Linked DNA regions of Mus musculus: region 2 is linked to region 1. A link is a loop called in an ENCODE intact Hi-C map of the cell type or tissue named here. Cell type or tissue: heart. All regions are shown on one strand. Each heading gives the region's core, and the rest is flanking DNA. Links, peaks and the distances in the headings are about the cores only.

Evidence for each region. Peaks named below come from ENCODE experiments on the same cell type or tissue, not always from the same donor. Only the 100,000 strongest peaks of a DNase experiment are listed, where the experiment ranks them.
Region 2: it touches region 1 in a loop (4-fold over the local background); 3 of 42 quality-filtered maps call a loop at or near these places.

Annotation. Positions count from the first base shown.
Region 1 is chr1:64,031,709-64,047,734 of GRCm38, forward strand. It overlaps Klf7 (Kruppel-like factor 7 (ubiquitous)), which reads right to left. Exons shown (of 4, transcript NM_033563.2): 3 at 10,606-10,729; 4 at 3,955-4,056. The coding sequence ends at 4,005. It overlaps Mir6899 (microRNA 6899), which reads right to left and starts at 10,793; the gene lies at 10,730-10,793. In heart, for the core only: no CTCF peak of the experiment used is centred there; DNase peaks (open chromatin) are centred at 8,593 and 9,463; H3K27ac peaks cover 2,474 bases.
Region 2 is chr1:64,217,146-64,233,171 of GRCm38, forward strand. The region is part of intron 1 of Gm35880 (a long non-coding RNA gene); the gene reads left to right. Among named protein-coding and RNA genes, the nearest start is that of Gm39654, 31 kb to the right of the region's middle. In heart, for the core only: no CTCF peak of the experiment used is centred there; DNase peaks (open chromatin) are centred at 6,826 and 9,076; H3K4me3 peaks cover 409 bases; H3K27ac peaks cover 2,514 bases.

The DNA of each region.
Region 1 (16,026 bases), core at 7,050-12,049:
TTTCAAAGAAGATTTAAAAATAAAAAATAAATTAAAAAAAATTCCTAGGAATCCATCCTGCTCATCAGACATGAGGTTGGCTCTCTTTTTACCCTGTTATCATCAGGCGATCAAAGATGGAAAAGGGTAGAGGTGTGCATGGGGAGGTGGCAGCAGGGAGAGTGGGGAGTGGTTGAAGGGCTTTGGGAAGGAAACTGGGACAGGGAAATGGCCAGCATGAAGGTCATTGGGGGGGGGTCTCCAATATTTTTACAAAAATGCAGCTTTAACTTGGAATCCAAACATCTCTTTCTTTCTGGACAAAGTACTCATCCACATAGGCATGAGGTTGGGCCAGTAAGCTGACAGTGGGACAGGAGGCCAGGAGCAAAGAGCAGCATTACAATGTCGGTCCCCACATCCCTGAAGGTCACGTGGAGGAGAAAGAGAAGTAACTTGAAGTAAAGAAAATCACCAGTGGCTTAGAACCATGTCTTCTACATAGCCATCTCTGGGCCCTGGATAGAATGCTCAAGAGGACAGCCTATGCCACATTTATGCCAGGCTTGCCCTTTCAAATCTGGGATCCCCTTGGAATGCTAGGAGGTAATGTCTTAAATTGTGAAAGGGATTTCATGTTTCAAATATCCATGACACCATTCTAGACACCCAGTCCTCTTGGGAGCAAAGGACACGTTGAGGTTATTTCTTGAAAAACCTGCTCCCTCCAGAGGCATCAAGCAACTGCCTCTGCAGTTGAGGAAGAATGGAGGAGGACGTGTCATAAACCTATTTCTAAAATGTCCAAGGGATACCCACCCCAAGCTAAGGACTCGCAATCTTCCACAGGTCTTCACTGGGGTTAGAGAAGAACAGATTCAAAGCCATGCGCTTAGCACCCACCAAATTCTCAGGCCAATTCCCACAGCCAACAAAGGACTCTGAAGCAAGCAAGCACCATCATGGTATCTCAGTGCGCCCTGCTCCAAGAGAGATCAGGAGCAGATCACAAAGACCTCACTGATACAAAAGAGAAATTACCAAACATTTCAGACACCAAAGAGGACCAAGGGGCCTTTGTTCTGCCACATTCAAATGAAACCACAGATGGCGAGAGGGACAAACAGCAATGATTACTCTTTTGCATTTCTTTCTTTTCTTTTTTTTTTTTTTCCTTTTTCTTTTTTTATAGAGCCTTGCATTGGTCAGTACAAAAAAAAATTAAATTAAGTACTATAAACCTTAGTAATGACAATTTGAGAGTAAGAGCAGCTCCAGCCTGGGAGAGAACATCTGTAAATCGTGGCAGCCATGGCTTAATGCCATCCCTGGCGTGTGCGTGCATTCATGCTGGACACTGACTGCTACAGACTGGGAAGAGAGAAACAAACCAACAGAATTTGGGCAGTCTAAAGTTTCATCTAGTGCACTGACTGGAGGCGCTACAGTTCAATACAGTTGAGGTTCAAGGTCCCTCACACGTCCTTCATCCAAAAAAAGGATGCAGCACACATTCAAATAGAATCCCATGGTATGCCCTGATGGACTGGCTGCAGAATGCACTCGATTGCAGTAGAGAACGAGATTGTCAGCAAGCAGTGCTCCAGAGCAGTTTCTAAGTCATGTCCACTTTTAAATCTTTGGAATAAATCAGATTTCTTTTTTCTTTAATACCCTCCAACTAACATATACATAATTGCTTCTGGCAAATGGAGTATGTGTGTGTGTGTGTGTGTGTGTATGCACCCGTGCGCACACGTGTGTGTTTACAATGGTTTCTTTTCTTTTTTTCTTTTTGGTCTAAATTGGAAAAAAAAAGTAAAACAAAAATGAAATTTCTAAAGGCTAGACCTCGAAATGCCCCAACTGTCCAACTGGAAGCTATAGCATTTGTGACAAAGCGGTCCCTTTACCCTCAGACAAGTAGATTCAACATTTCAGTAAAACCAAAGCCGTAGAAAGCTGAGAACCCAAGTGCCAAGGATCTTGAAGGTTGCTGTCATATGTGTTTGTGTTGCTTATATTATTATTATTATTTCTTTTAAAAGACTTCAGTTTTGCATCCCAAATATGTATGGGCGGCATTTTAACAGTCAGTGGATAAAACAGTCAGAGGAGGGCAGGAGGGAGCCAGCTGGTATGAGGGTGCAGCAACCTTGTACGGACCAAACGCCACTTTTGTTTGTTAGACGCGTCTTGAAGGGATGGTCCCAGAATATACAAAATATACAATCTGCCTTAATACCCACCCCGCTTGCTTGCATAGGCCAGTTAATGGTCCTAAAGGCAGTCTTTGGAGTTTAGGCCAGTGCCAGCTAGCTAAGAATTCGGGAAGATAGAAACCAACATTGGATGTGTGTGTGTGATATGCAAGTGAGCAATATAAATCCCTTGGAATCAGCTTTCAGGGTAAATATGAGGCCTCTGTTGATCTTGGGTGCTCTAGGTCACAAGCCATGGTGGGTCTAGCCAAAAAGAACCAGTACCCCCTAAAGAAAGCGCCCCCCCACCAACACCCGTAGAGACATCATAAGAGTGACACATTCACCCTTTCCTTAATGGACAACCTTCATTCCCACAATGGCATTTTGAAGTATGCATTTAACAAGTGGGTACCATGATCTCAGAGGGTGAGTGAGGGAAGGGATGGGATGATGTTTTGTGAAGCCTCTAGATTTGGGAGGCATCCGCGGACTCCCCCACTCCTGGAAAGAGTGAGATTTTTGGCTTTTTTGTCAGGTCATAACCCAGAGTTAGATTAAATACGCAGCTGCCCTTTGAGACTAGCGAGATCTATGCTGTAAGTAGTTATAGGGTAGCAAGGACAGTAGAGTAGCCGCTCACTGTGAGCTGAGGTCATCACGCCTTAAGGAGGGATGAGAGAACTCTGATGTCCCATCTGATTGGCTGCTTCGAGAGCTAGACATCCAGGTGCCGAGAGAGTCCTGGAGAGGTTTAGTCCACGGAGAAAAGATAAAACATTTAAGCTTCCAAATAAGCTTTTTTTTTTTTTTCAAGTTTTCATTAGCAAAAAATCAGAGAGATTTAAAAAGAAAAAATCTAGCACTGGCAAGAAGGTGAGGCTCAAGGGGTATACTGTGATTTATCATCAAGGACTTTTATTCTCTTGGCCACTTTGCAGTCATGCTAGAAGTTTTCAGAATCCCTAGTGCATATGATGTGCGAGAGTCAAAAAAAGTAAGAAAAGAAAACTCCTCCCTCGAGAGTAAAGTCTAGAGAGATGCAGGCCAGAAAGGTGTAAGGTGTAAATCCACAGTCTGCTGCCGCTAAGGCCGTTGGTAGCAATTCAAAAGATCTCACTGGTCCTAAGAAGAACCAAAACCAACCGACAGTTCTGTGAGGAAGTCTGACGTACGGAATAGTAGGACTTTTCACACACAAAGGACAAATAACCCAGGAGTTAAGTTTGGCTACCAAACTGCAATTTGGTTTTCTAGGTCAATCTCCCCCAACTATTTAAAAAGAAACATTAGTGCTACACATATGCAACCATAAGATGTTGGATTCTCTTATCACGTTGCACTGAGAAGTTATGTAAGCCTCTTGGACTGCGGCCACCATGGAGACAGACATCCGTTTGCTTTGTTTTCCATTGGCAACATTGGGAAGTGATCCAGTAGCGCTGGGGTCAGCAGCCAGTGCCTTGCCGAGTTCACCTGGCTTCCTTCTTCCTTGTCTTCTATCATCTGGCTAGGGCAAGGCATAAGAAATAGACGTATATACTTTAAATATAGTTGAGTGCATGAGAGTGGATCTGTGTGTGGGTCTGTGTGTGAGAGGGTGTGTGTACGTGTGCGTGTACATGTATGCACACAGAGGTTTGTAAGCGAGAACTTTCTTCTGCGAGGCAGTTCTCCCCGCCTGAAGTCCAGCCCTCTGCCTCACTGCATTTCCTTCGGACATTGGCTGCTGCCATGGCAACTCTGGCCTTTGCGGTGTTTTGTTCTTGTTGTTTTTTTTTTTTTTACTTTTGTTTGTTTTTATTTTGTCTTGTTTTGTTTTGTTTAGATATGTCTCTTCATATGGAGCGCAAGATGGTCAGACCTGGAGAAACACCTAGAACGACAAACAACAAGCATGTCAGAGAGGTCCAGCTACTTTTCTCAGTTTTAAAGAGAGACAGCACTTGTGAGTTATGGAGAGACGAGGAAGTGTGCTGGAGGAGTCAGCTCGGGTCAGACTGCTTTAATTCAGACCCTAGCTCTTCCAGTAGCAGCGTGGCTGATGGGGACACTGTCTCTTACGTTTATTTAAGGATTAGGCAAGAGAAGTATCATAATATCACATCGCACAGAGTAAGATGTCACTACACGGGGACTGTTATGATTATAACTATACTTATCTAAGAAGGAACAAAATGTGGAAGTGCTCTCTAAACACATGACATGCTCATGCACTGTATATACAATAATGAATAACTGGCCTATGTCACCAGTTAGTAGAACACTGATGTTTCAACACCCACTTTGCTGTCTCGGGCTTTACCATGAAAGCCTAGGAGTGTATTGCCTATAATTCCAGGTCCACACAGGCATAATATATTCACACCAAGACAAAGAACAGAGTGGTGTTCACAGATAGCCCCAACACTATCCTGGGGACATCTCCATGATGAGTCAGTCAGTGTGTGTGTGTGCATCTGTCTGTCTGTCTGTCTGATTCAGTATGTGTTAAAGAACTAAGGGGAGGATACATAGGTGGAGAGTCATGGAATAAAGACTGGGGCTGAGGCTCTTGGACTAACACTTGGGGCTTAAGTTCCATAATCGAGCACCTTCCTTGGCAGATGCTATGGTCATCTTCCTTCCTCTTTACTCTGATGGTAGACATATGAGAGTCTCTTGGGTAGAAACCCTTTTATGTTCTCACTAGTATAAAGCTGACCTTCCTTCTAAAGTGAAAGCCATGGCGGCAGTGATTGCTAAGCAACAGTCACATGACACACAGAGGCCAAAGGAAAGGTGGTTCTATAGCTACTGAAATTACTGGAAGAGAGACATGCTCCTTCCACTGGGAATGCTAAATTGCTAGGAGATGAGCTTTGAGCTGCTAGTGTGCCCATACTGCCGCTGGAGAAGGAAGTGAGCAGAGAAAAGAATCTGGATGGTATCTGGGAACTTGGATTTAGCCAACCTTAAAGACAAACTGAATTCCATTTCTAATAGTTATTCGAGCTAATAATCTAAGCTTGTTAATAAGTAGCCGTTTACACTGACATCAGTCTAAGGCAGGTTTCTGCATCTTACCAATAACAGTGTGGGCATTTCCGTGCTCTAACAGTTTGCAATATCAGGGTCTGGCGGAAGTACCTGCTGTGATGCATGTAAAGCAACAGCCATGCATGGTCTGGCTGTGTGCTCTCTCCTTAAGCTAGCCCTTGCCTGGACTATGACAACATTCCTAGGCATCGCTGTAGCTTGAGATAGCTCCACCACTCAAATTCCTTGCTAGGACATTAGCAAGCTACCCATTCAGGCTTGCAGAGTTTCCTGTCCAAAGCAAGGCTTCCCTGTGTTTGCTCATTCTTAAACAAACAAATCACAAATCCACCCTGTTCCCTGACCCCATACTCTCCACACCCTCTGTTTATGCCCATTCCTTAAATAGGTACATGTGTACAACAGTATCCCAGGAGATGATAAGAAAAAAAGACAAGGCTGGGCCAGTGGTGGCGTACGCCTTTAATCCCCGCACTTGGGAGGCAGGGGCAGGCAGATTTCTGAGTTTGAGGCCAGCCTGGTCTACAGAGTGAGTTCCAGGACAGCCAGGACTACACAGAGAAACCCTGTCTCGAAAAACAAAACAAACAACAAGAAAAGAAAAGAAAAGAAAAAAAGAGAGGAGAGGGGAGGAGAGGAGAGGAGAGGAGAGGAGAGGAGAGGAGAGGAGAGGAGAGGAGAGGAGAGGAGAGGAGAGGAGAGGAGAGGAGAGGAAAAAAAAAAGACAAAGACAACAGAAAACTTACAGAACAGGAAACTTACAGCATAACAATCTACTACAAGATCCCCCGAATAACAGTGCCAGTCCCAGCAGCTTATTTTAGGCCCTTAATTTAGAGTGAACTTGTTATCTGGACTGTCCCTATGAAACAACTGAAACAGATTCAAGGTATTATAAAACAGTGATATAGCTAAACAGTCTTCGGGATATTCAGCTTTGAACTTGCACAATTCTGTACTGTCATGGGACTCACTGTCTTGCTCTCTTCCCTTCCCTCCATCCCCCCCCCTTTTTTTTTTTGCCTTTTCTAGCATCTAGAGGCTGCCCACACCATTTCTGGAAACTCCAACCCTCCATCATCAAAGTAGAATCCTTAAAAATGCCAGAGGCGGGTGAAAGAGCCAGAGCAGCTGGTATGGCGGAGGACCGGGAGTCTCCAGCAGTGAACGTGGGCAGCCTCCGGCCCAGCAGTTCTCAACCTGTGGGCTGCAACCCTTTCTCAGGGGTCACCTATAGCCATCAGTATACACAGATTTTACATTAGGATTCATAACTATACCAAAAAAAACTATAAAGTAGGACGAAAATAATTTTACGCTTGGGGGTCATCACAGCGTGAGAAACTGTATTAAAGGGTTGCAGCACTAGGAAGGTTGAGACCCACTACCCTAGATCCCGGAAAAAGGCAATAAATCAACTCCAGACCCTCAAACCTCTAGAACAGACAGGCTACTGACATAGCCTTGGGAGAGGGACTTATGTTGAATTGAAAGTTATTAGACTGTCAAGAGAACGATTTTGTAATGTAAATTAGCACAAGGCGCCTGGTTGCTATGGCAGTGGTCAGGGTGGGGTTAGGATCCGAGAGAAATCAAGAGAACAGGCCCTTGGAATCCCGTGTCCAGGGTAACTGGGGATTTGAACAGGTGTGATAAGGAGAGGCCCTGGCAGAGGGTTAAACCCTTTACTTTGCTTCTTAGGTGCTGGGAACATGTAACATTATTCACCCAGTCACACGTGTTCAGCTTTTCCTCTGCTCTACTGTGACAGGTCATCTAGCCATATATGCCCAACTATCTGCCCTTATCCTGTAATGCTTTTCAGGAAAACAGCCAAGTCCTTTAGCATGGTATGAAATACACGCTGTGTGCCAACCGACCCCAAACGGGCATCTTCATTTGCTCAAATTCCAGGAAATGTTTGATACTCAGACCTACAACAGATCCCCACCATTAAGACCTACAACAGATTCCCCACCACTCAAATTCAACAGACCAGGTCAGGTACTTGGGTGGGATTAATTTATATTTATCAATTTATATTTACTGAGCTCGGCATAGAAACAGGAAAGACTATAGATAAGCTGCGCGTCTAGAAGTACAGAATCCAATCACTTTAAAGGGTACCGTACCCCAGGAAGTACTCATAAAGACTCAAAAGCCTACTGACCTCACACGACACGGTCCTTACTGATTGTGACTGCTACGTTACAGAGGACTAGTCGGTGTTCTCTCGCTTATGGTCAGGACCCTTTGAAGTCAAATGTGTTATTAAACCAACTGCAATCCTCTAGGGGACTCAGAGGCTAATACTTTCATCACCTAAAGGTGTACTGTCGTACTAAAACACCCCCACTCAACTATCCAAGGCCTTGTCTGACTACCTGAGTAACAGCCCCACCTGGATCCTAACAGCCTACTTAGGAGAAGGCTTTTCTGAGTGTTCCCTGGGGAAGAAGTACAGGCCAGTGAACTACCATCAGTAGCCTCATGCTCTCTGGGCTGTGAAAGACCTGTCCCTCTGGCACGGCATCACTTAGTAAGCTACAGTAGGTTCTGTCTGGCCATGGCAGCGATACGATGGTGAGGATCCTCTGTAAATCACCTCACTGGGTTTCCCTCCAGCCTGAACCTGAAGCCTGAGTGTCTTCAGAGGCCAGTCAGGGAAAGCATGCAATGCAATGGGGCCAAGTATAACAAACACGTAACACCCCTCCCCCCAGATTGTTTCTTTACATTTGTGGTAAGGCACCAAGTATGGAGAAATGGTACTCTCTATAAGAGGAAATAATACAGAAAGCAGAGTACTAGACAACTTGCTCTCATGTTGAATGGGCAATAGGGAGTGATGGGGATAGGAGAAAAAGCAATCATTACAATACATGACAGCCATTCAGCTCCAGTCTATGACAGCCATCTGGAAATGTAAGCCTACAGTGGTCAGATGCAATCGTTCTAGATAGAACTACAAACACAGACTTGTATGGGACATTTAATAATCTTATGAACAAAGAAAACAAATATAATTAGTTCATGTGTTTTTAAAACTTGCACACGTGAAAAGCATAAATTATACACGGTGTATGTTTAAGAAAAAGAAGAGTAAACCGAGAAAGAGAGAGAGCTGAGGCCCGGCCCCCTGCATTTACGCCAAGAGAAGCCAACGGGGACCAGGTTCCTGCTCCCAGGTGCAGATAGCCTCAATTTCCAAAGGTCTAAGTCACCTAAGGAATGGCAGCTCCCCATCTCTCCAGGGCTTCCTTTCATCTGCTTTGGGGCCTCACGACAGTTCCCAGACCTGTCTATTCTTAGCTCCCTGAGCAGTAAAATGAGAGGGACTGCCTGTCATAAGACACTAGTGAGTTGCAGCCCTCATTCCTGACGTTGAAAATGGACTCCTGACGCAGGGCATGGGACTCTGGTGGACTCAGAATCTCCCGCGGTGTCACTTCACAGAATCTGTACCACCAGTACAGCAGATGCCATCTCCAGAGACCGCAGTGTGTTCTGGTGAGGAAGGCAAAGCAAATGACTAACCGATGACCCATTGCTGCTATTTCTCTCACACCAAACAGGCTTGGAATATTTTTCCACATCACCCACATGAGTGGGAGACTGCTAGTATATTGGCTGCATAACGTTAGGAATTCCTCAGTGTGTTGAAATGGCAATTTCTTAGTCAGTCCTCACTCTCCAAAACACATAATGCCACAATCCCTGAGCCTCAACACCCTTCAGAGATGGGTGCCTTATGGAGGTACCTCCAACCACCACGCTGTGACAACTCACAGGGATCTCATCTTCATCCCGGGTGATACAGTGGACACATCTTCTGCACAGGTCTGTGAGCAGTCAACAACCTATAGGTTTCTTTATTAGCCAAGGCTGGGAATGACTGAACCCAGGGACATGGGAGATGGAAGCTGAAGAGATTGTCAAACAGAAACACTGACTGGGACACGCCGAGGAAGAAAAGCTGCTGTCCTTTGCACATTCCAGAGGCCTTCTAGGGAATGGGATGACCATGGGACAAGGGCTATGTTCCTGGGTAGCAGAAGCTGCTCTTCAGGCAGAAGAAGACAATAGCCGAGAGAGGCACACTTCCTCCAGCCTGGGGGAGAGGTTATCTCTGCACTCCAGGAGCCAAAGCCTCTTTATTTAGTTCTCAGAGGATGAAGATAAAAGAAAAATAGCCTCCTCAGGAAGACTGGGGGAAGGAAAGCCAAGACTGTCCTTTATCTGCATCCCAAAAGAACACCAGGCCAACTTGGCTGAGCCTGGATTTGAGCATCCTCCTACTACACTCCAAGAAAGCAAACTCTCAAGAGGAAGGCCTGGCTGGTGGGAGAGGCAGGTGTGGAGCACAGGGCCTGGGAGAGGCAGGAAGTGAGGCCGAGCTCATTTCCTTCCGAGGACAGCCTGGCCTCCTCCTGGACATCCTGCTTCCCCCCCTTCCCCCTTCGCCCACCTCCCCCGCCATCCTGCTAGCTGCTGTCCAAGCCGAGGGGACCCTGAGGCTTTCGGGGGCTTTATTGTATTAGAAGCATTTTTCTCATCATAACCAAGACCTTTAGTATTGCATTAAAAAGATGGTTAATTTTCTTAAGCTTCCTTTTAAACACAGAAATAGGATTAGAAGGATAACATGCTCAGATGCAAGCCCATTATTTGATTATGTCTAAACCTAATCCTGCCTTCACCTTGGCCTGCAGAGTCTCCATTTTGGGGTTTATCGGCTGATAATGCCAGGGCTGTCAGATACTATTACTTGGGTACTATCTGTTGCTACGGGATCCTTTTGACTATCAAATACTGAAGGTTTGAAATTGAATTACAGGACGAGTTTGCAGAGTTTTGCCATCTTTGGACCCTTGAGCATGTCTTCAGCGAGGAAGGAACAGTCCAGATGTCCAAAGGATAGGCCCATTTTCAATAATGCTTTGGAAAAAGCCTTCAAAATCGGCCTTTCTCCCATTAACCAAACTTTTTTTTTTTTAAACATAAAAGATGAACAAAGGTGGTATGGATGATATTGAAAAGGCCAGAGGAGGCAACTTCTATTATCTTTTGTCAATACGCTGTTAATTCTCTGCCTCATCAACTACCTGTGTGAGGAATGACATCTTGTTTGTACCTAGTTACTAGCACTGGTTCAAAGCCAGCACTGAGTAAATGCTATGTAACCCAATGGAGACCCTGAAACTTTACTACATAAGAGAGTGCATCTTTTCACCCTTGCAAGCAGTAGAGAAGTAAAATGTATTGCCAGGCCCATAGAGCTGTGCACGAGACAGGCCTGCTTGCTACTAGACCCAGATCATACATACAGACCCCAACCTACTGCACTATTTCCCTCCTTAGTCCCGTAGCTTCTAAGTCACCTTACCTGTCGCAGTGGTTACACTTAAAGGGCTTTGCACCTGTGTGTTTCCTGTAGTGCCTTGTGAGCTCATCGCTCCGTGCAAAACGCCACTCGCATCCTTCCCATGAGCACTTGTAAGGCTTCTCACCTGCAGAAGACACAGAAGGACAATGGTCAGAAAGGATCTCATGCCCGCTGCGTTCTGCTGCCTGGTGGCTAGTCTCAGCAGATGGCCTCTCAGATCCTTCTTGGTAGACTACATTCTCTAATATAGAACATTACTTTTAAAATAATAATAATAATAATGATAATAATAATAATAATAATAAATAAAGCCCCCTGGTGCTGTGTGTTCCTTTTGTCTCTTTCCTTTTTTAACCTTCAAACCTCTGAGCCATCATCTCGGTTCCCAGAGTCAGGGCACTTCCTTCAACTGGTGAGGGATCAATTTTTATTTATTTTCTATTCCCAGGAGCACGCCAAGCCCCACGGTCCAAGCAGAAAGGAAATTGCTATTTTCATCTGAACCACAAATGCTTCTAATTCTATTTTTCTCAAGAACCTCCAGTAACTTACCATTTCAGTCTCTTTTGTCTCTCCCTGACCCCCTCTTCTACCACAAACCATGGCCAGAGACCTAAGTGCTGATACAAACGCCTCAGCCTCCTGGAACCCGTGTCCCTTTCAGCAAATGTGCCTGGGTGGACAGACAACAGGACCACGACCAACCGAGAGGGAGTAAGACTAAATCCCTTCCTGACTCGCAGCATTCATGGAGAAACTGCCCAGAGGTTCCGATGATTCAGTGACTCTTCTAGAGGGTTCATGCTGGATAGTAATATACATCATTGCAAGATATTTTAGAAGTCAATTTATAGAGCAAGTTTTAGCGGCAGGGAAGCTGCTGAGAGATATGGAATCCGAGCACTGGTGCGCAAGTGACCTTTCCACAGAATAAATACAGATGGAGGATACGTACGAAAAAGTGCAGGACTTGTTATTTTTTTTTTTTAAACCCATCACATCTGTCACCAAACAGGACAAATATTTATCCTTCCAACTGTATAGTGAGCTGATCCTAATTAAGTAGAATGGCGATGTTTACAGACCCATGAAATCATCAAGTGCAGCCCCTGCCCCCAAAAGGCAGATGAGCAAAATGGTTTAGGGTCCAAAAGCCAACCTTCCTGGGGTACTACAGGCAAGGCTGGTTAATCTTGGGTGACTGTCTAACCTTGGGTAAGTTAACAAAAGCTTTCTTTGCTCCTGTTTTCTCGGGGATAACAAGAGTGTGCACATGCCCCTAAAATGTTTAGAAAGAGCAACAATGTGGCAATAAACTGCACATTAATTAGAAACAGTAGCTAGCACATGGGAGACTCATAGAATCAGTAAATATTATAGCGTATGTAATTTGAGGTCTGGAGAGATGGCTCACTGAAGTGCCTGATGCATAAGCATGGGCACATGAATATCCATCTCCAGCAGCCACGTACAAGAGCTGGGTACAGCCGTGCACACCTGTAATGCTGCCACTAGAGAGGTGAGACAAGCAGGTTCCTGGCGTTCATGAGCCAGCCAGCCACTGTGCTTAGCCAAGCTGGTAAGCTCCAGGTTAGGTGAGAGATTCTATCTCAAAATCCAAAGGGGAGAGCAATTGAGGAAGACACCTGATGTTGACTTCCGGCTTTCACACTCGTGAACACATATTTGCATATGCACCTGCATGCACCCATTGACACAGCTACAAGAACACATACATATATATGTATGTGTATACACACATACCTCCCTCTCTCTCCCTCTTCCTCCCCCTCCCCCACACACAAACACACAATTTCAGGCTACAGAGACTACACATCCAAAGTACTATGTATGTACCCATTTTTCCCTGATCAGCAGCTACATCTCCACCACACAACCTTTAAGAACACAGTACCCAGGTACTGTGTTTTGCTTATTTTTTCTTCCCACATTTTCTTCCCTTTAAACTTGACTACAAAACATCCACAGCTCTCTGTTTCTATCACCTAGAATCAAATCTAACATGCTTGAAAATTATTACTTCACTAAATTGGTGCCCCAGTGAGCCCACTGCTCTACAAGACCCAGTACAGCAGAGGGGAGACATGAATTTCTTTCAGAGAGAACCAAGAATACATAACGTGCTGAGAGCCTGGAAGGAAATATTCATTTTTTGGAAACCATGTGTGCATGCATGTGTGTAACACCAAGCAGTACTAGGGTCACCTAAAAGCTAGCACCTTGCTGTAAGACACTTGAAAGGATGTACCAGATGAAGGAAAGAGAGGAGGTGTCCCCTCAACTTGGGAGTGACTTTGTTTGAATTCATTATGCTGTACTTTTACTGTCCAATGGGAGTGAACTTATTAGTAAACCTGTGACTTTGAAATAAGCTATGGTGCATCCAACGGGTACCTACTGAATAGACAATGAACCTCAGTTCCTCTCCCTCACCCCTGCTTCCTGTGTTTGCATGAGCTGCTAGCAGGGAAAGGCCTAATCAGATGTCAAGTAAAAAAACGAGAGCTCACAGCTCCAAACAGCCAAGGCTGGAGTCAATGTAGTCAGCTTAAATATGGGGAAACAGGGAGACAGTTCAAGTTTTAATAGCTCTTTAGTATGTGGGTAGAGAAAAGACCAGGGTGCTCTTCAGGAATGTTCAGAATGAGAGGGACACCACAGGAAAAGCAAGACATCCAGTGCCCGATCTGAAAGCCTAGTGGGCATGGTACTTAATGCCATGAATCACTCACATGGCTTTGTTCTTTCACATGGAGATCTGATACAAAAATAACTATGGCCCCTAAATGATCAGAAATTCAAAATGCCTTCCAGTCGCAAAGACATTCAAACAACAACAACAGCAACAATAACAATAACAACACTGTCTAAAGACTGGAGGTTCATAGTACCAGGGTCCAAACATGGTCAAATCACAACCAAGAACTGAGGGAACACCATAAAATCACATAGCAATAAGCCAATATCCTTTGCTCCAGGTCAACCTCACACTGGCGCTGGCTGATCCAGCAGAGTAATCATGCTGTGGAGGGTCCAGGAAGGACAGGAGCAGGTGGCACTTAACACTGGATGTCCTCAGTTCAAAGTGTGTTCAAAGGATCTGTGTTGGACCACATAGAGTTCAGAGGTCAGCAGAGCAGATCTATGGAGTTGGGACTATGCCTCCTCATTCAGGAGCAGGGTACTTAGGCCACAGTACTTCCACATTCGGTGCCCAGATGCTTACGTGCGTCTGTACTTGTGAGATGGGTTTGTAGAATTATTGTTAGCATTTCCATCACGGCCCAGACTATGTCTTCATAGACCCCATCTCCCCATGAGGTGTAGACACACTGATGATACCAACAAGGCACAAGTTCCTACGAGCCTACCTGCGGGAAAATTTGCTCACTCAATAAAAGCTTTAATGTTCTTTCTTTATAAAGGGATTTCCCCGTTTGGAAGAGAAAATAAAATTTAATGTGATAGAAGGAAAAAAGGAAGGAAAGGTAGATAGGAACTGAAGTCAGGGAAGAAAGTAGGTGTAGGGGGTGCGGAGAGGGGGGACAGAGGAGGAGATAGGGAAGGAGAAAGAGGGGTGGGAGTGGAAGGAAGAGAGGGGAGAGGCATACAATGGTGACGAGGAGGATAGAGAGAGGAGAAAGGAAGGATGAACAATAGGAAAGGGGGGATGCTCAGTTGTAAGTGGAACAGGTTAAGCTGTTACTCAGTTCTTCTTCCCACCTGACCTCTTTCACCCCGCCGCCTTGTCTATACCAGACACTGCTCCAAGATATAAAAGTGATGCACACGGCAGGTGTGTGGCACCTAGAATGGCTATACCATTCAGCTTGCTCTGCCCCAAGAGTGAGCAAAAATGTCCAGGAGAAGGGCATTTGAGACAAGGGACACAAAAAGCATGAGGCCCGGAGTCCCCAGTGGATCACATAGTAGATATAGGTGTTCCCTTCACAGAGGTGGCTCTGTGCCCAGCTATGCGCCCAGCTTGCCGTGCGGGAAGGAGAGCGCTCTTCAGAACCCCCAGGTTTCACGTTGAATATCAAGAACCACTTTGCCTGCCTGGCAATCACCTCAAGAAACTTGCTTCCCTAGGGGGGAACATGCCACCTCAGAGGTGATTTACAGTTGGATGAGGGCTCTTAAGGAGAGGTAAGGGTGCCTGAGAAACACAACTGACATTTATCGAGGTTGAATTACAGCAAGAATTCGTGCACTTCCACAAAATGGATCTGAAATGGAGCATGCTCTAAGCCAGCATGGCGTTCTCCCTGCTTCTCACAGGGTCACTCTCCCTAAACTGCAACCCGCAGATGTGATCGATCAAACAACACCATCATAAATGCTTTCTGGCCACAGACCCCAAACATATGTAGATTTATTCACGAATTATATAAATGTACTGAAGTGCTACTATGCTAGCATATCGTAAAGCCTTTATTCAATAGATCAATTAAAAAGAATGAGGGCAAATTAAATATAAATAAAGCCATACATTATTCTTCTTGCATTCAAAAAGATTGTAAATTAAACATAAACAGAAGTTATACTTTTTTCCTCTTGCACTTGAAAAGACCAGCTTCTGAGGCCAGGTCCTGGAAGTTAAAGGGAAGCTGATCCTTCAGCCCTATGACACTGGATGGCTTCCACTCTGGGCCCTTACACTTTATTCTTCTTACAGGAGTCACAGAAACTTTGAAAATTCAAATCACAGAATGTGTCCCTTTCTGGGGACCTTGAGGTAGTATAAATCCATCCAAATTGGCTTCCTTGACATTCTGTGGTAGATTCTATTTTGAGCATTTGAATTTTGTTTTACAAATTTGAAAACCTTATTCTGAGTAGGTAAAGTACTTTCCATAAAAGCATGAAGACCTGAGTCTGGAATCCCAGGACCCAGGTGAAAATCCAAGCATTGTGGCACACAGCTATAGTCTCAGAGCTGGGTGGGTGAAGTCAGGATACCTGAATCTCACTGGCCAGGCAGCCTAGCAAAACCAGTGAGCTCTAGGTTCAGTGAGAGACTCTCTCAAAACAAATGAGGTAGAGAGTAACTAAAGAAGATATCCAATACTCAATTCTACATTCAAATATGCACATGTGCATGCAGTCTAATACACACACACACACACACACACACACACACACACACACACAATTTTTTTTTTTTTTTTGTGAAATTGGCCTTATACTATACCAGGCTACCAAAATCATTCTTGCCTTAAAAGTGGTTAAAATGAAATCCAAGTGTATAATAGTTCCCTATCACTCTCAGAGTAAAAGTCCCAAGCCTGCAAGCAGTAGATGATGCAGTCAGTATGACCTGACTCCTGGCTACCTCTCTCATCTCATCTTTCTCCTCTACCAACCTCCCCTTCCAGGAATCACCACCTTGCCCCTCTG
Region 2 (16,026 bases), core at 4,555-9,554, 180 kb after region 1:
AGTAGGGCTTAATGGGGAAATTTTAGCAAATTAGGGGTGTGGTCTTGAAGGGGATCATGGCCCCAGCCCCTCCTCGTGCTCCAGTGCTCCTTGCCTCGAGGTAAGCATTTTTAATCCACCATACGCGACAGGTATTCTTTGGCGTAGGCCCCAAAGCAATGGAATCAAATGGCTGTGGAATAGAACCTGTGAAACTGTGAGCCAAAATGAACCTTTCCTCTTTATAAGCTGGTCAACTCAGGCATTTGCTACTTTGAAAGGAAGGAGGTTACTGCAACCCCCAACTTCTGATCCTGACTGGCAATGTGAGTTTTCAGATCTGAATTGCATGGCAGAATATTACAATTGCCCACTGTTATTTTACCTCTCTGATAATTTTCCTTTTTGCATGAAAATCTACCTTTGCTTCTGTTTCAAATCTTCTACCCTCTACAGTGTAAAATTTTCATCTTCAATTCATTTATCATATCATGGGGAAATTAAGCCAAAATTTTTTTCTTAGTTAATCCAGAACAAAATGGTTTTCTCAAGACTTTTCAATATTTCACTCTTATTTACAAAACACTGAACACATTATAGGACTTGATCATGTCTAGCCTGTGCATTCTATAAATGGGCATGACACCCACTTAAAAGATTCCATGAGGATCAGAAGAAACGCTGGTGGAACACCCATGTGTGACTCACAGCATGCATCTCTCTGTAAGCCTTTCAATTGTCTTAATCACAGATTCTTCATTCATACATTTCTTCATTCAAAAATAAACATTTGTTGATGCTTAGATTGCAGAAGGTTGTTTTAAACTCTGAACATATCAACTGGACAAAAAGAACAGCGTACCTGGAAATTATACAGCTCTTTTCTAGTGGGAGGAAAAGGTAATGAATAAATAAAAAGAAAGCAGGCAGTGATAAATGATAAGATTAAAGTTAATCAGGAAGACAAGATAGGAAATGAATGTGGAGTGGGGAGTTGGCTTAACACTGAATAGCCAGAGACAGTCTGAAATAGCAGAGATTGCGCTGAGACCTAAATAACGAGGGGATAATTCAAGCAGGCATCTGAAAGAAGAACTGTGTAGCTAGAGGCAGTCAAGAATGGCATGGAGGGCTTCATGTGTGTAGGAGGAAGGAAAAAGGCTTGAGTCTGACCACTATGGGCCAAGGAGAGCCAGAGTGAGGAGCTTCTGTCATAGTCTCAGTGCAATGGAGAGTTCTTAGAGAAATTAAAGCAAAGGAGTGGGCCTGACCACCAAATCTGATTGGTATGGCTCTGAATGCCATCAGGAAGGAGAGTAACGGGAGTAGCAGAGGGAACACCATTTTGAAGCGATTTTAGTCATCCAGCTGTGAGATGGGCCATGCTGGACTAAATGGTAGTCACAGCATGGGAAGAAGTGAGCAGATACTTGTGTCCCTCTCAAAGGCCACAAGACAAAGCAGAGATTGTTAATGAGCAAGCATGTGGTTCACAATTTCAATAACTAGTAAACTTACTCCAAAATGGCTCTATTGCTAGCAAAACAACAGCACATCCCATTGTCCAACCTGGTAGCCCTGGAAGCCATTTCAGGATTCACCTCCAAACACAGCATAATGAGTTGAATTGTGTTCTCCTCGCTCCAGAATAATATATGCTTCAGTGCTTGCTTCTTGGAATGGGCTCCTGTTAGACCATTCCTTTACAGAGGTGATCGAGTTAGAATGAAACCCGTAGGGAAATCATGTTATTCAGAGAATATCCAGAGAAAGAGAGAGAGAGAGGCAGAACGTGAAGGTAGTGATCAGAGAAATGACATAGAAACTGAGGAACACGGCTCCCTGCAAACTACTGGCATCTGGGAGAAAGGCATGGAGTAGCCTCAAAAGTAATGGCCCAGGAGTATGACATCAATCTTAGCTTTCCATCCTCTGTTGTGCAAGCCACTCAATCTATGGGACCTTTGGTGTAGTTGTCCCTAGCAAATTCAGGCAGCCAGTGTCCCAGAAGGGCAGCCACCAATATCAACTTTGGTAGTTTCCTTTTCTGTATTCAAAAGACAAAATAGATTTCTAATAGAACTATATCAGCCATGGTGGGCCACCTCCCTAGGTGTTTTCAGTGTTTGAGACACTAAAATTTTGCTGCCAGCACGTGCCAAAAAGGAAAAGAGAGAGAGAGAGGAATAGAGAGAGGAAGGGAAGGAGGGAGGGAGGGAAGGAAGAACATTTGCATCAAAATTCTATGGGACATGTGGCTCTTGAGTAGAAATTGTGATACAAGATTCCATTTTAACCAAGAAGTAGAGGAGACAAAGCTGCAAACATCAGTAACACAACATGTCTAAGGAATGTGACCCTTGAGTGTCCTCACTCAGCACAGAAACACCTAGAGCAGCCTTCCCACCCAAGTGACATTCATGCCAAGAGCAACCTGGGCAGGAAGAGAGGGTCAGCTGGCCACCTTCTTTGTCCTTTGAGCAGCATCTCTTTCACATACCCCCAGAACAGAATTTCTATTTCCACCCCAGGTAATAATGTTCTCAAACAGCATGTATCTCCATGTGAGGGTGTAGCTGGTTGTAAGAGAATAAATAAGAGCCTTCTTTGGCTCCTCCAAAAGAAGACAAATGGCCCTGAGTTGCAAGATGTATCTGATCAGAGGGGAACCCAAGCATCTGGAAGAAGAAGGGGGGTGCAAATCATGTCTGTGTATGCTGAAATATGGCACGTAGCCTCTTGTTAGATAAGCCAGAGTCTCCATTGTGTTAAGGATGGGAAGATACCTAGGTCAAGAGACAAAGAAGCTCAGTATGGATCAAGCAGTGCCTGTTGGAAATGGAAAGAGACTGCTGTACTGGAGAAAGGGCAGAAGAGGTTGTGCTACCACAAAGGCAGGCTTCTGCAGTCAATGAACAGTGAACGAGCCATGTGCTACACCCATTGTCTCGTACTCGAATGAGTATCTGAAAGTGTTGAAAATTCCAATCTATCTTAGTTCAAGCTGATTCTATTCCAAAAGTGGAATTTGAGTCATACCTAACGATATATCCACACAGCCCCCTTGCAGGTTTGAGAGCAGATCAGTCACACTGCTGGGCAGGTGTATCTCTTTGTTCATCTCAGTCTTGCACACACTGCATGCTTACTATAGACATTTGCTCCTTCCTTTGATACGATGGATGGACTTAAAACCAATCAGAAACATACCTCAAGATGACAAAAATAGTTTTGCATTAAAAATAGAACCCCAACAGGCACACAGATAGACATTTAAACAAAAGGTAACAGAATCTTCTATTCTTCCAGCTAATTCATCCTGTTAATGCTGTCAGAAACATGTAACTATCTTACCACTAAATTCAAATCTTTGTTTCTAGCATAATGTGTTTCTGATCAACCTTGTCAACTTAAAAATAAAATAAAATAACCCTTTCTATTTATGCCATTGTAGTAAAGGATTCCCTTCTCCCATGCAGCATGTCCAGGATGAAAGTGGGTTGTTGCCATAGCAACAGAACACAAGGCAAAGAACTCTGAAAAGGGAGGTCTCTGCTCCCAAGGCCATAGCCACAAGAAAGCCTCAGGCCTCTTAGTGGTGGCAGCCAAGAAAAGCAACCTGCCATGACTTTATACTGTCAGGTGGCAGCCTGCTGTTAGCATAAGGTTCCCCAAAATTAATTATTTGCATAATTCTGGATCATACGCTCAATGGAAAATAAAAATTCACTCATGTATTCATTGCCATACTTCCTAGACAGATTTTTCTCTTTGAATAGCCTGGCACTAGATATTTTCCCAAACACCTAGCACACAGGTGCCTTGCTGCTAGAAGCTGCATAAAAGCTACATATTTAGCTACTTGCTGGTTTTCTTCTTCAGTCTGATATTGTTCAAGATTCTAGGGGCAAAACAACAGCAACAACAAACCCAGGTACTCTTGTTCGAAGTACTCATTGCGTGGTGAGGAGACCAATGTATGTAATAGCCACATACCCTTTCTTCCTGACCAAGGCCTCACAATGCTGAACATTCGGGAAAATAGTAAGCCACACGGGAGAAATACAGAAAAGGAGAGATATGGTGAATGAGTCCCACTGGATGAACAAAGAACTAGGGTTATGATTGGGGATCATCTGGTCAAGGAGACAGCACAGAGGAAGGCCTCACGGTGAAAGAAGCCCAACTCACACAGGGACAGCAGGAGTGCTTCTCTGGTGTTGAATCTGTAAGGCAGGCTGGGCGTGGTGGCACACCCCTTTAATCCCAGCACTCGGGAGGCAGAGGCAGGCGGATTTCTGAGTTCGAGGCCAGCCTGGTCTACAAAGTGAGTTAAAAAAAAAAAAAAGAATCTGTAAGGCAGAGAGGGAGGATGCTGAGCTCTAGGTGGAGAAGGGAAAAAGCAGGCTAAGATTTGGACAGGATATGGGCATCCCTTGTAGCCTTTTCTTTGGAGCCTGGAGCTGCAATTTCTGGGCAATGGAGGCAGAAAGATGGCAAAGTCTACTGCCCAGATGGCCTGTTATTAGCAGGAAGGAGAGATGCTGGATAGATACGGTTAGAATCAAGACTACCTGCCTAGAGCTGCCTCAGACACCTGGGCAAGAGACGTACAGGAGTGTGAATCCAAGCAGGGTAACCACAGTGGAAGGTGAGGACAGACTATCCAAACAATAGAGTCACACAGCATCTCAGAAGGCTCATCCTCCGGTCCTGAGACTACATCCTTCTCTCTGTACCAGTTTTAACACTTAGCACTTCACAGACTGAGATAGGGCTCAGAGGGTAAAGATGCTTGCTGCTAAGCTTGATAACCTAAGTTCCATTCCCAGTCCCATGTGGTAAAAGGAGAAAACTGACTTTTGCAAGTTGTCCTCTGACCTCTACATATACCCCATGGTACACCACACACCCACCCACCCACCCACCCACCCACACAATTAAGTGTAATTTAAAAAACTTTAAATGAAAAGTGTAGAGAAGGTAAGCCAAGCTCTGCCATGATCAACAAAGCTACCACTCCATCACATAGCTCAGACATTCACTGAGCCATTATAAACATCATGTTCAACCCTGGCAGCCGAGTTGATGGACAGGCAAACATATGCCTTTCTTGAATTTAGCACAGTACAGTTTTCTATCATTTGTGGTCGGGTGGGGGTGGGGCAGAAAAATAAAGGAGATCTTTTAGAAAGATTTCAAGCAATATCTCAATGTCAGCACAGAGTAGCAAGCAAAATAAAACTGATAAAGGCTCTTATGGAGACCGCGACAGGCTTCTCTGGTCCTCCTGGTCTGTCTCTCAGCAATATTAATTTTCAGTGCATTCCAGTGGGAAAAATTCGAATGTAGGGTGGGCTTCTTCCTCACAAGGGAAGAAGAAGCAGGCATGACCAGAAAGGAAACAGTGAAAGCCAAAAGGAGCCAAGCCAGAGAGCAGAGTCTGGCCCTTTCATTTCCCTGGTTTTATCATGTAAGCTTACTCTAATGAGGCCACTGTCTTGAAAGCAACCTGAGCAGATCTCATCTAGAAGGAGGAAGTAAAAGCCTGGGTAATTTTCCAGATAATTTCCTTAAAAGAAAAAAAAAAAAGCGACCTCTCTCTTCCCAGTTGTTTATAACTGATATAATACAGGAAGTCTCAATGCTTTTTAATGAGTTCCCAAACGCAAGTTCTGCTATTTAATTTTTTTTAAAGCTGCACTTGCCTAAAATATCTCAGTAATTCAAGTGGAAAGGGAGGCTTTTGCCTAAATTATGAAAATGACCTCAATTTATTCCATGTAGCTATGGAGAAGTAGGTACTGCTTGGTATCTGGGCAGCAGGAATCAATCCCTCCCCTCACAGGGTCTGGGACACGTAGGTTCCTGGGTGTTGCAGTGGGGTGGAGGGGAAACCCATGCGAAAGTTCAATACTGTATTCCTTTCTGCTTTTTCATGAGGAATGTGTGTGAGCCTCTCATTGACTCGTTCTGCATCTACCCAGTCTACAGCAAGCACCAGCTCCTTTCTGCCCTTACTACAGAGGTAGAGATACCGGACTTAACACTACTGACTGCAAAAAGTGGCTCTTGCTGGAGGATCAGCCCTGGAGCCGGCTTGTCTCTGTTGTTTACATGGAGGGATGACTGAGCAGTGGTGATGATGCAAAGAAACGGCCTTGTTGCTACTTCTCTTCCAACGCAGCATCTGTCCAGCTCTTTGCTGCTAGTCCTGTATCTGCCACCTTGAGCCTGTTGGCCACCAGTCAGCACTCTTTCCTTCCTCTTCCTTTTCCAGTGCCCCCGGGATAGAGGCATTGCCTCTTAGGCTTTACTTCAGTGGAAACCTTAGACTGCACTGAGGTCTGTGGGCTGAAGAGACAAACCCTGTCCTGCAACTGGAAACAGACCTAGAGTCTCTGCCTCTTAGAGGGGGCTCCCAGACAAAAGCTTCAAATCTGGGTGAGGATCAGAGGCAACTCCTTCTGGTGGGCATTCAGATTGCTACACTGCCCTCAGTAGTCAGAGGAACCATAAACAAAGATGCCCACAAGGCCACTCAGGCACCCAACTGGAGTGCATCCCTAGCCACAAGCCGCCTCTGCAGCAGGCATGGTGGAAGGCTTTCTCTTCTACATTTAAACACTTCTCAAAAGGAAGGGCCCCTTTCTGACATAATTCACAGGGATACGTGTGATTAGACATGATTTCCCAAAACATAAGAGCAGTCAGCAGGCTCTATCCCAAGCATGGTCTCTAAGTGGTTAAGGCAGGAAGAGAAAAACACAGGGAGGAGGGAGAGGGTGGGGGATGGAAAGCCAGGGCTCTGAAGTCTTTGTTTCTCTCCCATCTGGCTGGAAGCCAGAGGCGAAGATCTCCTTTGTCCACTGATCTGACAGTCATCCTGTGTTACCACTCGACAAAATCAAAGTACGGTGCTTTCACAGGTTTATGTCCGTCGCTCCAGAGGCTCCTGGGAAATCTGCGGTCCTGCGCCCGATGGCAGTAGGGTTCTGGGCTGCGTTTCTGCTTTCAAGGTCACAATACAAATTAAGAGGGCTCCACTTTCTCCAAGAGATTCTGTCATTGTTAGCATTCTCCTGGTCCTCCATGGGGACCCAAAGCATGCGCTCTGTGGCTTTAAGGGAAGGGAGAGCTCTCTTCCCAGCCCTCCCCATCAGGTCTCTACGGTTAGACTTTAGCATGTAAACTTCCAGGTCATAAATAATTCAAAAGATATGAAGACAATTTTCTTCCTTCTCCATCTATCCTACATACAGCATCTCCTCTTCCTTCCTGGCTTCTAACTAACGCTAATGTAATCAACTGGCAGTAGGCAGCCCTGGTGCTGACTCACGCCAGGCCTGGACCTTGCGCATTCTCAGACTCTGCCATCCCGTTTGGAAATGAATGATCAAGAAACCCGGTCCTGATCTGCCTACCTCTCTTCTTTTGATGTCCCTGTTTCTTCTTCCTTCTCCCCCGCCCCGCCCTGCCCCCTCCCATGGATACCATGTCACCTAACTGAGTGGCTCTCATGGCAGCTAGCCACCTGCAACAGTTTCAGTTACAACTGTGCCAGAGATATTTGGGCACTTCCCGTGGTCCTGAGGGCAGCTCCTGAGGTAAATCCTGAGTGCACAGGGAAGAGAGAAGAAAGAATATGCTAAGAATGGGAAGAGGAATGAGACAGATCAGGCCCCTTGTTACTCAAGCTCAGAACTTGACTCTTCAGTCAGGCTTCATGTGTATTGGGAAACCTGACAGTGTTAAAGTCAGGAAGAACAGCTCTTCTTCCCAAACCAGTGAGCATCTAGGACACTTAGCCCCCTGAGACAACAGTACATGGAGGGTGGAAAGAAGGCAGGAGACACAGGTACAAGGGCAAGGGCTAAAGGGGATAGAACAAAAAGCTATATATTCTCAAAGAAAGGACCATGATGTATAAGAACACATGGCAAGTCTAGGGAGCCCCGTGGCCTGTTTCCTCTACCTTCTGCTCTTTCCATTTAGCTGTAAATATCTATCTTATGTAGAAGCATTCTCTATCCCAACCCCAGAGGGATTCCTTTAAAATTTTCACGATCATCATCCTCCAAATATTAGTTTAGCTCTAATGTATAGGGTCCTCTGTGAGGAAATAGATCGTTTACCCTTCTCATCTCCAAATGCTTGTAAAGAAAACACTTACAATATCCCTGCACTGTCCTGTCCATTATTTTTGTTTGCTTTCTTCTCCTAAACACCAGTAAAGTACACGGACGGATAACATTAAGCATGTTCTAGAAAGAGGCTGAGCTCTCAGAAAGGGCTGGTGGCTAACACACTGACCCTTACATCTACCTGTTCCCAGGAAGGGAGAGGCACACACGGTAGGTCCATCTGCATGGACATTAGGCTTGTGGTTTAGTAAAAAGATAAAACCACAAAGTATCAGAAGTTTGGGGAGGGGCTCCTTGGTCTTGAGTTCAATGAACTACTTTGTTTGCCTGTACACCTACCCCCAGCCCTACAACCTCCATGTTGGATTGTAAATTGCTCTCCTACCCTGGAAGTTTTTTTGTTCTCCACAAGACTAAGGATGGGAGTTTACAGAGACCAAACGCTCTGATCACAAACCTACATTGGCTTTTAAAGACAACCTGTTAGAGCCACCTCTGTTTTGTCATCTCCCCCACCAGGGGCTTCTTTCTGCTAAGGGTGTTTCTCGAGAACAGCCGAGGTGTACTGGTTCCTCTGAGTTCTATTTCCAGGTAGGGTATGTGTGTATTAGACTAACTGCATTGTTTTGTGACTCTCTTTGATGACAAAGAAGACATGTACATGGGTGGCAGCACATCCTCTTTGGACCACTGAGAAGGCACCATGGACTTCCTCCAGGAAGATGAGAACAGCATGAGATAAGCCCCCTGTCCCTGAGCATCCTTAGATCATGTTCTGTACTTCTTCTTCCTGATTTATAATTCTACAACCAAGGGGTCATTGGAGTGCCGGGAAAGAATCATCTACACAGCACACAGCATTCTAACAGTTCTTACTTCACTGCCAAGAATGGAAGGCGTGGTTCCCTTTGTCCTTATTTGACCAGAAGGCAAGGCATGGAATGCTGCCGCAGTGCCTGTGCTGGAAACTCCCCAAATAAGCCTACAGCCCGGTATGGCCTCTTGGCTAAACGTTTGCACAGTTACTCAAATGAAGCAGCAGGCATGAGTCAGGAGGGAGAAATAACCTCAAGAAGGGAGTGGGGGAGGGGCAGGGAGGTTTAGGCTACCCAGGGCTGGGAGATGGTACTTTACAGAGAGCAATGCACAGCAGAGGCTCCAGGGACAGACTGTGAGCCCTCCCCCTACGCTGCGCCACCTGCCAGAGCCATTTGCAAAGCAGCTTGTAAGAGCAGCTAAGGGAAGGAGCCACTTGTCCATCCTCTGTGCGAGAGGCCAACAAGGACTTTAAGCATTGCTGAGAGGAGCAATAAAAAGACATTAAATATTTTATCTGTTTTGAACACTCACAATTGGAACCAAGGTTATACACAAGCTGTGAACCTAAAGCTCTGGGGTAGCACTGACTCAGCAAGGTTGGATCCAGCGGGAACGTGAAAAGATACGCTATTGAATTCCAGCGTTAAGTACCCAGTAAGAGCAGATCACCAGATCTATCTATCCTTGCCTTGCAGAGATGGGGTGCCGGCAGCTGGTGGCCACAGATTATTAAGCGTTTATGGCATGCTTCATTTTCTCTGGGAGGGAAAATAAAGATCCCCTTCCGGCTGCCCGTGCTATGCTCCAAGGGGCTTAAAGGAAAGTACAGTTGTCTTTTGAAAGGTGCTTCACTTCAAGTTTACAAAGGGTTGGTTCCAGCTCATCCCCACCCCACATGCAGATACCAAAGTCTTCAGAAGGCTTAAATCCATGATGCTAAAGGGCACTGTATCTGTACTGACCCAAGTCTGCTTTACAGTCTGTCTAGATTGTTTGTAATACCTGCTCTAACGTAAACGGTGGACAAATAGATGCCAGACTGAATTGTTCAGGGGACAATGACAAGAAAAAGTCTGTATCAGTCTGGTTCAGTTGGAATATTTTTTCTGAGCGTTTTGATTGGTAGTTGTTTGAGCCTAAAAATAAATAAATAAATAAAAGGCAGTTCCACAGATATGGAGATCCATGCTGAATAGATGAACTCTCTCCCTCTCTCCCTCCCTCCTTCCTTCCCTCCCTCCCTCCCTCCCTCCTTCCCTCTCTCCCTCCCTCCCTCCCTCCTTCCCTCTCTCCCTCCCTCCCTCCCTCCCTCCTTCCCTCCCTCCCTCTCTCCTAAAGTTCAGACCTCCCCAGATGCCATACTTCTTCATTGTTTTGTTGTCTTCCTCTTGCTTATTCTGAATATTGGCATTCATCAACTCCACTGCCTTAGAGAAATGCTAGAAACAGCAGCTTAAACAACAAAACTTAATTTTCTGAAAACTGGAAGTTTGAAATCCAGGCACCACTTCCATGGGCCCCTTTGAAGGCCTTGCTCTGGCATTGCAATGGGCAACTTCCTCTGGTGTATCCCTATCTTTTCTCTATGTTATCCTATCTCTTATGGAACACTATTCACAGTGATTTTATCATAATCACCTCTTTACAGACCTTATTTCAAAAACCAGTCCATCCAAGGGTACTATGGGCTATGATTAAAGGTCTCAATTCAGTCCATGGCAGTTATGATTTCTATGCATGTACAAATGATGCTAGGCTTTGTCTGCAAGACTTTTGGCAAACACAGGAACATACAAGATCTGCCCTATTGTGCCTACTGACTCACGGGTACCATCATCTCCTCTGAAAGGTAAAGCCAAAATACACAGGTCATTTTGAGCGCAAAAGCAAAAAGAGAGAAGAGGCATTCAGTATAATAGTCTGGGGAAGCAATCTCTGGTGAAGGAAAGAGGGCAGTTAGAACAAGGACTCTGTCTACCTCTGTCCATGCTGTGTCTGGTCCCTGTCACCATATTCTCTCATTTGGTGGCCTAGCCCTTTGTACAAAAGTGGCTGATGCTGACTGCCTCTCTTGCTGCCTCATGTAAGCAGCCTGTTTTGATAACTGGAGGAGTTGCCCCCTGTTTTCAATAGAGGTGGAGTTCGGTACTGGACCACATCAGGTTTCAAGTGAATTCAGGTCACAGCCTCCTTCCTGAGTCACTTTCTCTGCCTTTCCCCAAGTGGCCTGGTCATTTCAGAGGGTCATATTACCACTGCCCAAGACAAGAGTCCCTTCAAGCAGAAGTGTGGTCTTTCCCTTAATCCCCAAAGCATCTGCCCATCCCAGCCAGCCCCACCCCCACAGCCTCCCTATCCAAGGACAATGATACTGTGACCTCTCAGGGTGACTGTGGCTTCATAAGAACAGGATAGTTAAAGTGTAGAGTCAAGAAAGGGCACTCCTGTGACATTTGTTATGCTTTTTAAAAATACCATTTAGACTCTTCTGCACTAAGCCCATGTTTCACATCTTATTTTGAAATGCTCCTCTGAGTCCAGCATGCGGGAGGCATGACAAATTTGGCATTTCAATCCATATGTCCACTTAAATTCCAGGAATACACATAGATTAGGGTCATGGAGCACCTTCTGGTAAGTGGAGTCAGAGGCACAAATCTATTCTGACGCACACACAGGGAAACGAGGGAAATTAACAAGAATGGAGCAGGAAAGATAGCTCTCATTTATCTTCTTTTTATTTCACAATTCAAGCCTACATTTTTTAGAGATTTTTTAAATAAGGTTTTATAAGAAATTCTTAATCAAACAAGATTAGGAGTCGAACAATGAATTAGTACTATTTACTCACAATACACAGGGTAAAGAGCAGTATATGGAGAAATAAACGTATAAATCTCTGTTATCCAGGATCACACAGAGTAAAGAGACCTAGGCACACAATACGATGATTAACAATGAGAAAAAGGAAATCTGGGCAGTTGCAGCTGAGAAGCGTAGAAATTTCACACCTCTGGGTTTCACCTTGTGGATGGATGGTCACCTCATGAAAAGAGCCATGGAGGAGATTTCATTTGAGCTTAGACTAGAGTCTTAAAAGCAGTATAGTTTCACTGAAGGTGCCTGAGCAAGGGCACTGGAGTAGGCGGGAAGCCAGGCTAGGAAACAAACTGGCAGAGCCTGGCTGTGGCTATGGCCCAGGTACTAGCCAATTTACTCCTCAACTGAGGTTTGGCAGCGATGTACAGAGGAAGAGCAGAGGAGGCAGAAGATGAAAAGAGTGAGTGAGATTGATCTTCTCACACTGGGTGAGACAGAGAACAGAGACCAAGGTCCTGAAGCTACAGGCTTCCCAGCCCAAAGATCTCTTAACTCCCTTCTCCTCCTCTAGTCCCCTAGAGACAGCACACAAGGCTTTCTCATGGAAATCCTAGGTCATCCCAAGAATGTAGCCCTGACCTCTGAACTCATGAGGAAGAATATTAATCATTTGTGACCAGTTGTCAACCAAAAATCCTCACAGCTCTCTGGCTTTGGGTCACCCATTTGCCATCAACCCCAAAGCAACTCCATTGTGGTTATGTGTAAATATATATGATCAACTGTAACTTGATATTTTAGGCTTCAGGTCATAGACCTCTGTTCCCTTCTGGATTTTGTAGTTGTCTATAAACATCCTTTGTCTACCCTCCTCCATTTCAACAGCCCTTACTTCTCTTTGTGTATTATCTATGATCCCAGGGATCACGTGGTATGGTCTAGGTTAGACATGCAAAACACTTCATCCACCTGTCCTTGTTGATATGACAGATATCTCTAAACTTAGCAGTTACATAAAACAGTCTCCTTTTTTTATTTAAACTAGTTCTAGCTTGGTATCTGACATTTGCACATAAACAGTGTCTGAAACAGTCTTTTTGTGTGTTACTGTGTACATGACCATACTACTCCCTACTCTGGTGTGAACTGGCTATTGGATCCTTGCCTTCCAAGTCCAGTATATTCAGAAGGAAGAGCTTGATCAAGGCACTACATCTTTCTGGACTTGGATTTCCTTATGGGTAATTGTTCTGCCCAATCCCTAACCATCTTTCCAGCCTTACCAATTCTGATTCTAAGTCATCACTATATTTTGAATTAGGAATCTTGAGAATCTGTCTCATGAACTACCCGACACACAGTCATTCCACTTCCTTTTCCTAACACCATAATATGGCCCTTGAATACCAGGTAGACAGCCACTTCCAGCAAGACTGAGGCATTAATCATGGTTCTATGTCATTGAACATATGTAGACATGAACTAAGAATAGCATTAACAGAAACAGCAACTCTTTTCTTGGTGATGTGGGAAGAAAGGTTCTTGGGAAGAGTGAGGAAGACGAGGGGTTGGGTAGGAAGCAAGGTCACTCACAGGTTTATTGAACTAGGATAAGTAGGAGATAACCCCCACAGAAATGTCTAACTGGTAGATTCTATAGCAGAGGGGGAAGTCTCAAACTTTAGCAAGCATGGAAACAGTCCAATGACCTTGATGTAGTTGAAGACAGGCACAAGCCAAGAACTGGAGGGAAAAACTGCTTAAAAAGAAACACACTGGCAGAGCAGTGACAGAGGAGAGCTTAAACTAGGGGTCAAGGGATGTACCTAGGAATGGAGAGACACCAGGATTTAAACAAGATAAATAGATGGCTCAGGGGTTAATGAAGTGCACTTACTGCTCCTGTAGAGTACCTAGGTTCAGTTCCCAGCACCCTGTGGCTCACAAACTCCAATAATTCCAGTTCCAGGACATCTGATGCTGTCTTCTGGACTATATGTGCACTGCAGGAAAGTGGTAACTATAAACACACATACATGCAGGCAAAACTCCCACACATAATAATAATAATAATAATAATAATAATAATAATAATAATAATAATAAATTGTTGTGGGTTTTTTTCAAAAGGTAAAGGAGAAAGCAGAGAATGACCAACTTCCTGAACTACTGCACATGCTTTGTTAGTGGTGACTGTTAGGGACGAAAGAGAAGATACAGTCTAGGAGAAGGGTCCCTCTGCCTTTGTGTCCTTGGCAGCTTTCCCACTGTCTAAGGAGTGGGCAACAGAATGCCATGAGGCCCAGTTCAGCCACAGTCTAGATTGTGCCCACATAATAAGGATGAATCCTGATCTTACTATATTGGAGACTGTAGTGGACACTTTGGTACCTTTTCTGAATTCAACCACAGGACTACCCTCCTCAGCTCTCCTACCAGCGTCTTTGCCTTGTTCAGGATTTCCCTAATTCTATAAAAGCCTCCTAGGCAAGATCAGACAGAGTGTGGAATTCACATGCTTTTCCCCTAACTTTCAGCCACTGAGAGCTAACGGACTCATTCCCTGGCCCCTTTCTGTTTGCCAGTAGCAGAGATTTCAATACATCAACGTTGTTGGCTTTTTCTCCTTCCTGGCCTTGATATGCCTGCGCCTTTACTCCTGCTGCCTAGGGGTGTCTCCTATGAAGTCATCTATCCAGACTCAGTGCTTGACTGAGACTTAGTGCTCAGAAGAAGCAGACCAGACCCAAAGAAGCCACATTCTGTAGCGGGTTGGTGGTTGCGGTAAACCAGTATTAGCAGAAACATGAGTATACATATGCCTTTAAAGTCCCAAAAGGCTAAATAAGTACAACAGATCTCTGCTCTTCTCTGTAATGACTAAAGTAAGCTGTATCCTACAGGACAAATGGAGATGCTGCTCTGGATAGTATCCAAAGCTCGTGGTCATAAATTCCTCTTGGCAGGGCGGACATGCAGTGCCTGTTCTTAGGACTTTGAGTTGGAAACACAAACAAGCACAAACGGCAACCACATCACAGTAGAATCACACCTCCCCTTCGGAGAGTCACTTTTCCTGGTTCAGAGGCCGCCATCTGGGAGCCTTTGACTGTATAAAGCCCAAGAAATGTGGGCTGTTTTCTTCACTATTGGATTCTCTGCGTCGCTAAGTCTCTCACTCAGTTGTGCTTGTAGCTAGCCCCTGAAGGCCTCAGAGCCCACACCTAGAGCTCCAATATAGTTGTAAGAAAGGTCAGTCCACTCCTCTAGAGAACCTCTAGCTATGGTACCTAATTCCTAATTCCCCATCTTTAGTCTGTCTTGAACTTCTCTAAGGTTTTCCAACTGATCACCTCCTTAGACCTAAAATGACTGTTTATTTTCAATACTGTACTGATTGTACCCTAGAGGGAAAAGCAGTCTTTGGGAGTTTAGGCAAAGCTATCCAAACTTGGATGAGACCCATTATGCTATTTCTTACCAAATAGGGCTACTGCAAGTAACTGGCTCTTCCAAAGTCTTGGAAAGTCAATAGAGGGCAAGGGAGTCAAAAGCCAGAAAAGGAAGACAAAATCAGGACCTATTTCTGTTCCCTGCATCCATCAGCACTAATCCTATCATGGAGCCCCATTGCAGGTCCTCTCTGGCCTTGTTTAGAACCTACTGTGCTGCTCAAGGTCTGCCCCTGTTCAAAACAGTTTCATATTTGCTCTCTCCTGTCTTCAAAGTATGTTTCCACACTTCAGTATGGATGGCTTCTAAAGTTTTCCTCTTGCCATGTGATAACCAGGCATCAATTACCTTTGTACAACAGACCCTCTCACTCTCAACTGTATTTTTGACTTCCTAAGTATTTACAGAATTAATTCTTTAATACTTCAATAAAGCAATTTGAATCCTTCCTTTAGCTAACTTCCCCCTGATAGAGGAGACTTAGACCTTGTCTCTATTCATTTACAGGATTATCCAAGGGTTTTTCTTAAAGAAAATAGAGTGGGCTGATATTACTTCAGCATTAATCGGCACCTAGGCTGTAGCCCTAACCTGGATTTGATGCATGGCTGCAATTTCATTTAACCATCACGATGACAAACACATCCTTTACCATCTATAAAGGTTGTCAAGCCTTAATATTAAAGGGGGATAAAGTAAAACTTGTGGCCCAACAAAGATGGCATCGCTATCACCCGGGTCTCATTTAAAGCTCAAGATTTTATAGCTGCCTTAAAGGAAAAATGGCCAGGCCAGGCAGCCTTACCCAAAC